2 separate regions of the Homo sapiens genome follow, and region 2 is linked to region 1. The links are chromatin loops, found by intact Hi-C in ENCODE. Cell type or tissue: PC-3. All regions are shown on one strand.

Region 1 (5,000 bases):
GAAAATTTCCATTTCATCACCCATGCTCTATTTCTTTTGACTGGTTGTTCTCTTGAATGTAGATCTTATTTCCTTGCTTGTTCACAACAAGAGATCTATTGTTTCCTTTGATTGCAAACGCCCTCTCCTCTATTAGGCTGGTGGGAGAACTGATCAGGGATGAATCAGTTTGACCCAATCAAGGGTTAAGCTGATTTGGGGCAGGACTGAAGCTATAATCTCACCAGAAGAGCCTTGAAATTCAAACCCCATAAACCTAAGGAAATCTCTCTTTGATTTTCATCTCCTCCTTCCCCCAGCTTCCTGCACTCCTGTGACTACAAGACTGGGAAGCTGTGAGCCCATGAGACTGTGAGACTTTGAGACCACAAGCTTATAAAGCTGCAAGGTGACAACATCCCAAGATCTCCTGCTTCGTAGCCTCATTCCAGCCTCTGCTTGCACAGGCAAATTCCATTTAATAAAATACTTGGTGGAGAGGATTGTCTTTGCCTTGGAGTCTCTTCTAGATTTAAGTTCAACTGGTCAGCCCATAGATTCAAAAGTTTTCCTGTCTTCTCCTCCTCCTTCTCTGGTAGGCCCCTTCCTGCACTTGCCCTGCCCCCAACCGCAGCAGCTGCCTTCAAGTATGAAGCATCCCGAATCTCTTGCTCATCCTGGAAGAATTCACCCCTCTGGAGTTTAAATTCTTTTAGATTTCATATTATGGTTTTAATGAAAACTGTTATTTTCTTTGGTTTAATCTAGTGATTTCTTACTGTTTGAGCAGGAGGGAAGGTCTTTCACATCCTTCTATACCTTCACCAGAAGCTGAGCTATGATTGATGAGTTCTTTAACAACATAAAATCCTCTGCAAAGATTTAAACATGAATTCTCTGTGGTCAAAGAGCTTCAGCACATAAAATATAAAATACTATTTGCCATACAATACTTTGTCTGGTGAAGACTACCTCCTTGTGCCCAGTGTGTATTCTCTAACCTTAAAGGCTTCTCTTTTATTATCTTTCTTCTCTGGCCCTATATTGATTTCTTCCCCTGCCACCCAAAACAACAACTAACAAATAGAGCTCATTTCATGGCTCTGGATTATAAGAATAGCATCCACCATTTATTGAGCACTTACTATATACCAGACTCTATCCACCATTTATTGAGCACTTACTATATACCAGACTCCATATTAAGGGATTTATAGACAGTTCTTCACTTAATCTTCACAAAAACTCTCAAGGCCACTATGAGGATCCCAATTTTGTAAATGAGGAAACTGAGATTCACAAAGATTGGGTAACCTTGCCCAAAGCCAGGAAAGAAACAGAGATTCAAATCCAAGCCCAGGCTGCTAACTGCCACCTAATACCATCCCCAGTTTGAATCGACCTGAGCATTGTTCTTTTTCTGGGAGCATCAGGACACAAAAGTCTGGAGCGAGATGAGGCAGCTTTCAGTAACTCCACCCTAGGCGATTCCGCAGCTCCCCTGGAGGGCAGCCCCGAAAGTCAGTAACACACAGCTTTGTAAGCCTTCTCCCCACTCCCCTTAAGTTTGCTCTTAATCATTCCTACTTATGGCTCAGGAATCGGCCTGCACAAATCCTCTTCCTCTCCGATAACTCACCCTACAAACATTTTTGGGCATGGCTTATGGCCAGTTCCTCTGTTTCTCTGCCTCTGTCCAAAATATGACTAAGAAGATAAATGTATTAAGGACCTATAATCTCTCCCCATAAATCCTCTCATCTGGGTTGCTTTCCTAACCTCCTTAGATGCCCAGTATCCTTCAGGGACTGAAAGGCTGGGATCACTGCCATGCCAGCTAGAAGTGTGGCATTCTGGGTCGCTCTTGGGCCCTCCTGCTGCTCATCTTTTTTGATGGCCAAGGAACTCAGCCTAGGGCCAAGCTAAACCAACACCAGTCCAGTGGTCAGCAGTGGAAGTCAGCAGAGTGGTTCCACTTCAGAACGCAACTTTTGAGTTTAAGAAACCCTAAGAGGAAGCCTTGGTTTCGACTTTGGATATCAGCACCTCTAATAGCCAGCACCCAAATCGCAGTTCCTAAATACAATTTCCCACTATAAGAAACCAGGATGCAGGGAGAAATAGCTTGTTTCAAGACCTGGGCATAGAAAATCAAGGTGAACTTAAAACATTTGAGGGTCAGGGGTAGAATGCAAGTAAGTGCTCAAGGAGAAATGAGGTGCAGCCTGCTTAACGGGCCAAATCTGAAACAATCTAAGCATCAAAAGAAAAATTATGATAACACTATGAAACAGAAAAAAATTAAAATTCATGAGTCTTAAAGTGCAGAAAAAGAGAGAGAGAGCCAGATGTTGGAGAATGATAAAAAGTGGCAAATCCTGGAAAGGAGCATATGGATGTATACTATTCTTTCAACTCTCTGTAGAATTGAAGGTTTTACATTAAAGAGTGGAGAAAGGTAGAAAGAACAGCTCTTTTTTTAATGGCGATAAAGTGCCAGTAGCTCTTAGTCTGGATATTCTGAGATTACTAAACCAATCTTTCCTGGGCAGAAAGATGTGAATAAGTTCTCTCCTGGGCTCAATAGCCTCAGGCCGTTTGCCCATCCTCCTGGATAATACAACCTGCCAATGGTTATGCATGAATCAATTCCATAATGAATTTTAAGGTTGTCATTAGTTAGGTTAGTAATATAAACATTGTCAAGGACAGTGAGCAAATAAAGGTGCTACTGCATCTGTTCAGTGCCAGATGCTCTCTAACCCACATATAAAACAGCTCTGATCCTTCTGGCACTTGCCCGCCACTCCTCCCTCCTTCTAAGGCTCTGTATGGTACTCAGGAAAAAAAAATGCCCAGGCTCTTCAGAGACACTCAGAAGGAAGCGCCTTCAGGATAACGTTGTCTGAAAGGATCGCTTGGGCGCCATCTAGTGGGAAAATGCTTGCACTGCCATGGGGCTCCGGCGCTGTGTCCCAGCCATATGTAGGCGACCCTTAACGTAGGCAGGCAGCATAGTGCTCAGCACCAGGCAGGCATTCAACAAAGAGTGAAATGAATTACTTCTTCCTATGAATTCCCTACACATTTATTTAGTGCCAGTATGAGGTGAGGGTGATAAGAACCTAATAACATCATATTGATGTCTTCTTATGGTCAAGCACTGTTTTCACAGATGGATTGTAAACTCATTGCGGAATCATTGTGTTCCCTGGTGACCAGCCCAGTGCTCCATAAGAAATGCTCCATCAGTGCTCATGGCAGTGGTAACATACACTGTGTGGAATGAGGCTCTCAGAACAAGCATAACGTAATTGAACAAGCAAAACTGAACCAACACAGATCGGATAGAATCTGACCATTAGTTTGTTTTTTCAATTTCATAGCATTGACCACATTCTATTTTTTTAACTTTAAAAAAAATCTCCTCTCTAAAGCGCAAGCTCTAAGATGTCAGAGACCATGCCCGTCTGGCTTATCATTGTACATCCAGCACCTAGAAGCATCCATTCAAGAAATATCTTTTGACTGGATGGGTAGATTAATGCACGAAGGTGTGAGCTCTCTGTTCTGCCTGCCTAGGTGATAGACTGGTTGCTCTGAGCCAGTTCTGCTGTCCTTGAGAAAGCCTGGACCCTCAAATGGACACAATCACCAGCCCAATCAATGAGGCTCCATAAACAGCGTCTTACACCAAGGTGCAACCCAAGATTTGACCAGTAGGTGCTATTTAAAAAGACACATGCTCAGGATTTCTGAATATTAATATTTTCTGTTTCATAACATTTGGGTGACTGCTATCCTTGTTTTGTTACCATTTGCTGTATTGACTTCTTGCATGCAAATATTCTTTCCTTCCTGTCCCCTGCACCCTGAACAAACCCCCTTACTCACATGGAGCGACTGAAGTATTGTTTAGAAATATTTATCCACCCCTCTTCCTTTGGGATGGCATATACTTCCCTACTTCACTCATTGGGAACTTAGCCATGTGACTTCTTTTGGCCAGTGGAATATGGGTGAGTGTGATGTGCGCAGAGGCCTTATGTGCACCTGTGTGTTTGGCTTGACCTCTTGTGCTTCTGCGACCCACCCTGAGAAGAGCATCCCCTGATGGTTGCTGTCCCTTCTGCCTAAGCCCTGCAGCCTGGAGCACAACCAGCCCAGGTCAGCCCAGTTGAAATCAGTGGAATGCCTGCCAACTCACAGACCCATGAGAAAGAACAAACATTTGTCCTTTGAGATTGTTAGTTACCCAGAAAAAAAAAAAAAAAACTGAACACTTTATCACCACCATCCCTGAAAGCTTCAACTTAGAAACTCTACTCTCTGACCATAATACCCATTCCACCTATGTGTTCCATTACTTCATTACCACCAAGCCTGCTTTTCCACTTAAGACCTCCTGTCCCTATTGCCCCTCTACCAGGCTCTTTCTGATTTCATGTCCTTCCCAGCTGGGATCCTTGGTCAGTCATGTCTCAGCTTATTCTTGGATCAACAAAACAACTGGTTTTACTCCCTTCTGCTGCTGCACTTCCAGAGAGCATCAGCCAACGTCCTAACTGACTGCATCACCTCCCTAGGAACTCTGGCTTCGACTGGGTCCTCCGTCTCGCTTGGATATGCTTTAAGCTTAACACCAGCTGGTGCCTTTTCTTGTTCCTCAAGTGGCTGCCCCAAACCTTTGGTACTTTCAAGCCCCAACCTCACTTCTACTCATTCTCAGCAGATATTTCACTCCCTACTTCCCAGAGAAAACGGGAGAACTCACCAGCAGGAGGCAGACTAGGACTGTGGTTAAGAACAAGAGTAAGGGGTCTGGAATCGTCCTGGGCTTTACCCCAAAGTGTACGGCCTCAGGCAAGTTACTTCACAGCTCTGAGCCTCAGTTTCATTATCTATAAAATGGGAGTATGTATTTTCATAGGGTGATTGTACAGATGAAACAAGACATGGCACATAAAGTGCTCAGCACAGTTCCTACCATATAATTACTAACAAACAAGATATGCTACCTA
Region 2 (5,000 bases), 780 kb after region 1:
ATTAAAAAAATGGGAAGAACCCAGTCTTTTCAAGAGCAGGGGAAAGAGTGTTACAGTTTGGAGCAGGGCGAGGGGTGGGTGGGGGATGCAGTGAGTGCACAGGCATTGCGGCTGGAAAGACTTTGGAGGACTCTTGGAACTGAAGGAAGGTTGGTGTGAATGGAGTGCTGAGGAAAGTGTTATGAGCTCAGGAGGCAGAGGGTGTCAGATGTCATCATGCTTAGAGGCTACCATAGGTGAGAAATGACAGAGTCATTAACCAAGGTGGTGCAGAGATGGAGAGAAATGGACCAATGTGAGTATATTTTGGAGAGAGAACCAGCAAGTCTTGCTAATGGATTAAATGGGAGGAAGGTGGGTATAGCAGCAGGCAGAGAAGGAGGCAGTGATGTTTCCCACGTCTCTGGTTGGAGCTGTTGTTTACTAAGATGGAGAAGCCCGGGAAGGTGGGACCAGGTTTAGCGAGTAAAACCAGATCAAGTTTACTTTCTGGAAAGCACTGGGAAGGCTGGACTTGGGGAGGACAAGGCCAGTGCAGGGTGCCCTTTGGAGGCTAATCCAGTATTCCAGGTGAGAGATCATGATGAGGATGGGCTAAGGTTGTGAAGGGGGATGAAGGGATACCCATGTCTCTGCTAAACAAGCAAAGAGAAGAGTTTCCCACTGCTTCAGACGCTATGAATTTCATTTTGTGAGATGGCTCAACAGACCAACCAGAGGGAGGAGTTCTTTTTGGGTAAGGTTGAAATGAAACCAACATGTGGAGAGGAGTGGAGGCGAATGATGTGGAAAATGGGGTCACGAGAGAGACCAGGCAGAGACTGCAGCAATGCAGTGTCTTCCACAGCTGGCTGTTTGACATGGGAGAGAGGAGTCTGGATTCACCATCTGTGCCAGGGAGAAATCCATCCTGGGAAACAGATGGTCAGCAGTCATGCCCATGCACCCTGGATGACCACGGGGGTTCCCTGGGGCTCTGCAGCCCGGGTGATTTTCTTGGGAGGTTTGGGACAAGCATTCAGAGGCTGTGGGCATAGCAGGCTCTAGGATTTCTGCTCTTGATGTCACTGTTACCCAGACCCCTAGAGCTGGGTCCCAGATGGTGCAGCTGAGACGAGCTCTCTTCTCCTTAGCCTCACTGTCCTCCAGCAGTGCCCCTTCCAGCCTCTGAGGTTAGCAAAAGGCAGTGGCTGGTGGCACTGACTGAGTGACCACTCAGTCAACCCTAGTCCCAGTCAGGATAGCCATTTTTTTCATTCATTTGTTCATTCATTCCTACATGCATTCAACAAATCCTGACTGAGTATCTGTAACTACAGGCACTGTCCCAGGCCCTGCCCTTGAGAAAACGCAGATCGAGAATTGGACAATGCGGGCTACCAAGCCCTCTCATTCCCTTCTTCCTCATCCTGTCACTGCTTCTGGCCTTGAGGCCCAGAGCTGACCCGAATCATCACCCAGGACCCATTCCAGCCCCTGGCCCTGGCACTGCTGATTCTGATTTAAGTCCATTTCTTAATTTTATTTCATGAGACTAAAATGTCGTCAGAAATCAGGTTGTAAAGGACACTGAATAATATTTTTCTGAGTTTGGGCTTTATTCTGAGTATTTTAGGCAGGAGAGTGACATCAGATTTCCATTTGCAAGACACCTGCAGCAATGAGGAGGAAGGATGGGAGGCGGGGTGAGAGGGATGGCACGATGGGAGGCAGGGAACCAGTTTGGAGGCCTTTGGACTCGTCCAGATGAGAGGTGACAAGGACTCCTTGCCATGTCCCCCCATCCCCAACCCCATCACATCAAACCTACTCTCAGAAAAGAACTGATGAGTCCTCTGATGTGTGGAAGGGCTCACCCCAGTGGAGGCACCTGTGTACATATTTGAAGTTAAACCAACACTGGGCATCTTTTATTTCTCAGACACCTTCATGTACAATGAATCCCCTCCAAGCTGCATTGCCAGGAAAAAGTACTTTCCATCTCTCCCTTTTAGAGATGAGAAACTGAGACTTAGCTCTAAGCAGACCTAAATTTGAATCCTGGCTCCACCACCTGTCCAGGTGTAGAAAGTTCCACTGTGGACTGACTGTGGGACTTGCATGGTTGCCATGAGCAAAACCTGATCTGGAAGAGTTGTATCTAATGGGCCCTAATGGTGGCATTTCAGAAGCACCGAGGAGACCCTGGGGGCTTCTGCAGCTGGGTCTGGGGAGCAGGGTTGAATGGGTGCCCTGGGTGGGCCTGCGCTGCCTGCTCTGTCTTCTGCCTTCTCTGCCTATGTTGCCCAGGGCCTGAGCAGGAGAGTTCTGTTAGGTGAAGGGTCTGGGCCTGAGGTTTTCTTTTGCAGGAAGCGTCTCCCCTTGCGGGGTTCTAGGAGAGGCCTGCCCACTACCCCACCTTCCCTCAGCTTCCCTGGTCTTTGTTCCGATTTTAGGCCAGGGTGGGAAGATAAGGAGGACGACTGCGCCATCTGCTGGGCATCTTGGGCAAGCTCCAGCTGCGCCCAGGTGAGGTTTGGCTTTTGCGCATGAGAACCTTGGGTCACCAAACAGGGTATGGCCCCTTGACCAATAATGTCTTTTATAGAAGTAGCCCCAGGGATACACTTCCAGTTCAGCTGGTGCCAGGAAACTCTCGGTACCCACAGAAGCTGCCCATTATCTGTGCGCTCAGGTGTGGGGAACAGAAAGGTGAACAGTGTGTGGGGGAAGGCACAGACACAGACCATTAAAATGCAGTGTGCTGAGGAATGATGGAGAAAACGCAGGTGGGGAAGACAGGCCAGTTAATTTGACTTCCTGGGCCCCTGTTAGGTGCTGCTCCTGAATCCAGAAGGATGAATAGGAATTAGGCCAGGATTAAGGGAAGGCATTCCAGAGAGAGGGCATGGCGGGGCAAAGCCCTGGTGACCATGCTGCCACCTCTGCTCAGGCCCAGGGCTAGTGCCTCTTTCCTGCCCTCCTCCAGCAGTTGGAGACTTTGCTGACCCCTTGGAAGTGCTGGTCCCTGAACTCTACAGTGGCAGGAGCTCAGAAGATCCACGTCTGCCCCTCCACTTACCACCTCAGCAGCAGCTCCTTCCTACCCTCATCCAGAGTTCCCAATCCCTACCTCTTCCTACCCAAGCCAAATAGTGTGGCTGGGAGACTGCTATGAACAAATCTCCCACGCTCACAGACTCAAAACCAATAAAGGCCAGAAATCAATGCTGGAGAATGAAAGCAAGCTGGAGAATGATGAAATCACCTAGTTGGTGAATTAGGGCCCAGCTGAGGTCGATTTAGGACGAGCAATTCAAGTGAGCGTGAATTCTGTCAGTCTGCCATTCTATTGCATTCAATCTAATTCAGGCATGGTTTACTACACAGGTCAAATCCTGTGAGTTTGTGGAAGAAGTGGGATGCAAAGGGACATTTATGGGGCAATCTACTGTGCGCCAGTCACAGTGGAAGATATCATGGATACCGAGTGAATGAGACATGGTCTCTGTCCTCAAGAAGCACCCACATCACCACCTGCTCCTCCCCACCACTGCATAGTTCCTTTCTGTTCTTTTCTCTTCCTGCAGAAAAGCTGCTTCCAGGAAAGCAACTGATAAATTAAGCCACACTGAGCTGTAGTCAGCTGAGTGGGTGTTTATGACCGTACCTGTGAATTGTCTCTCACTATCTGCTCTATTTCAGTAAAATACAGAAACCCACTAGCTCATTCTCCTGCCCTCCCCCACCCCAATGTGTTAGCTACACACAAGACCACCCAGCAGAGACTGTATTTCCCAACCTATCTTGCAGCTAAGTATAGATCATGTGATTGAGGCCAGTGGGATATGAGTGAAAATAACGTGGCAACTTCTGGGGTATACCCTCCTCCTCCTCATCCTCTTCCCCTTCCCTCTTTCCCATGGCTGGGATATAGACTTGGAGGGTGATGGGGCACAGGCTTTGCTCACAGCAATGAGGGCAATACTTGGTGGCTGGTGAAACAAGATGGAAGGATTCTGAGTCTATAAACCAGAGCAGAACGATCCTACCCACTCAAAGCCCCTACCAGCTCAGACTTTTACATAGAGAGAAACTTCTAAATTCTTTAATCCATGGAAACTGGGTTTTTGTTAAAGCAGCCAAATCAATATCCTAATACAGTGACTCTTGCTCCCTGATGTTTAATAAGCAAATAAGCAAAAATATCTTGAGTAAGAGCTTTATCAGAGTTCCTGAAATTCTAAGCAGAGGCCATCCCCTGAGCTGGGGATCCAGCATGTGTATAACAATGACCCCATGCCCTCTGATATCCCAGAGCATCTCTCAAATCCTTTATCATTCAGTTTGTTGGGACAGTATTGTATTTTACTGTGTGGTATGTGTGTTAGGTCATATGGCTAGTTCAACATTGATAACAATAGCCAAGAAAGTTCCATTCTTCAGCCTGTGGGTCTATGCAGTTTACTGTAAATTTATGAGATGCATTACTTAAGTAGTTATCATCTCTACTTACAGATGAGACCTAAAAGCCCATTAGAGACTTTCCCAAGGACCTGAGGCTAATAGAAACTCAGCCTCTCAGACTAACCTTCAAGAGCTCTTGACACTTCCCCAAATAAAGAACCATTCCCTCTCCTTAGAGTTTAGGGTCCTCTGACACCAACCAGGGAATACTACTAGAAAATCTTTTTTATTTTTTCTTTCTTAAAGTACTTGTAAAAAGGACGATTAAATCACAGAAATGTGAGCACCAAAGAAAGAAGGAAGTTGTGCAAAGGTCAACATTATGCTGGTAAGAGAATGTTTAGGAACGATCAGTATTTGGAAGCCAACAGGCACAGGTTCACAATTGTTCTTGTAAATGTTCAACCACTGGAAAACTTTCAAAATGCCAGGTAGCCAATGGCTTCCAGATTAAAATATTAAAACAAATAATAATTTTTTTAAAAATTGTCACTTCTGATAACATCTCAGCTTACTGAACAAAGTAACGGAGAGCCTCTCGCACCACGCTGGAC

What was found. A loop is a pair of places that touch in the nucleus more often than their neighbours do. Peaks named below come from ENCODE experiments on the same cell type or tissue, not always from the same donor. Only the 100,000 strongest peaks of a DNase experiment are listed, where the experiment ranks them.
Region 2: a loop joins it to region 1, with 6 times the contacts of the local background. A loop is called at or near these places in 42 of 110 quality-filtered maps.

Annotation. Positions count from the first base shown.
Region 1 is chr11:35,482,978-35,487,977 of GRCh38, forward strand. The region is part of intron 3 of PAMR1 (peptidase domain containing associated with muscle regeneration 1); the gene reads right to left. Among named protein-coding and RNA genes, the nearest start is that of PAMR1, 40 kb to the right of the region's middle. RefSeq lists a silencer at 2,962-3,011. In PC-3, CTCF peaks have their summits at 2,906 (motif pointing left), 3,118 and 4,756 (motif pointing right); DNase peaks (open chromatin) are centred at 1,634 and 2,854; H3K27ac peaks cover 1,460 bases.
Region 2 is chr11:36,263,736-36,268,735 of GRCh38, forward strand. No RefSeq gene overlaps it. Among named protein-coding and RNA genes, the nearest start is that of COMMD9, 23 kb to the right of the region's middle. In PC-3, CTCF peaks have their summits at 2,479 (motif pointing left) and 2,678; a DNase peak (open chromatin) is centred at 2,466.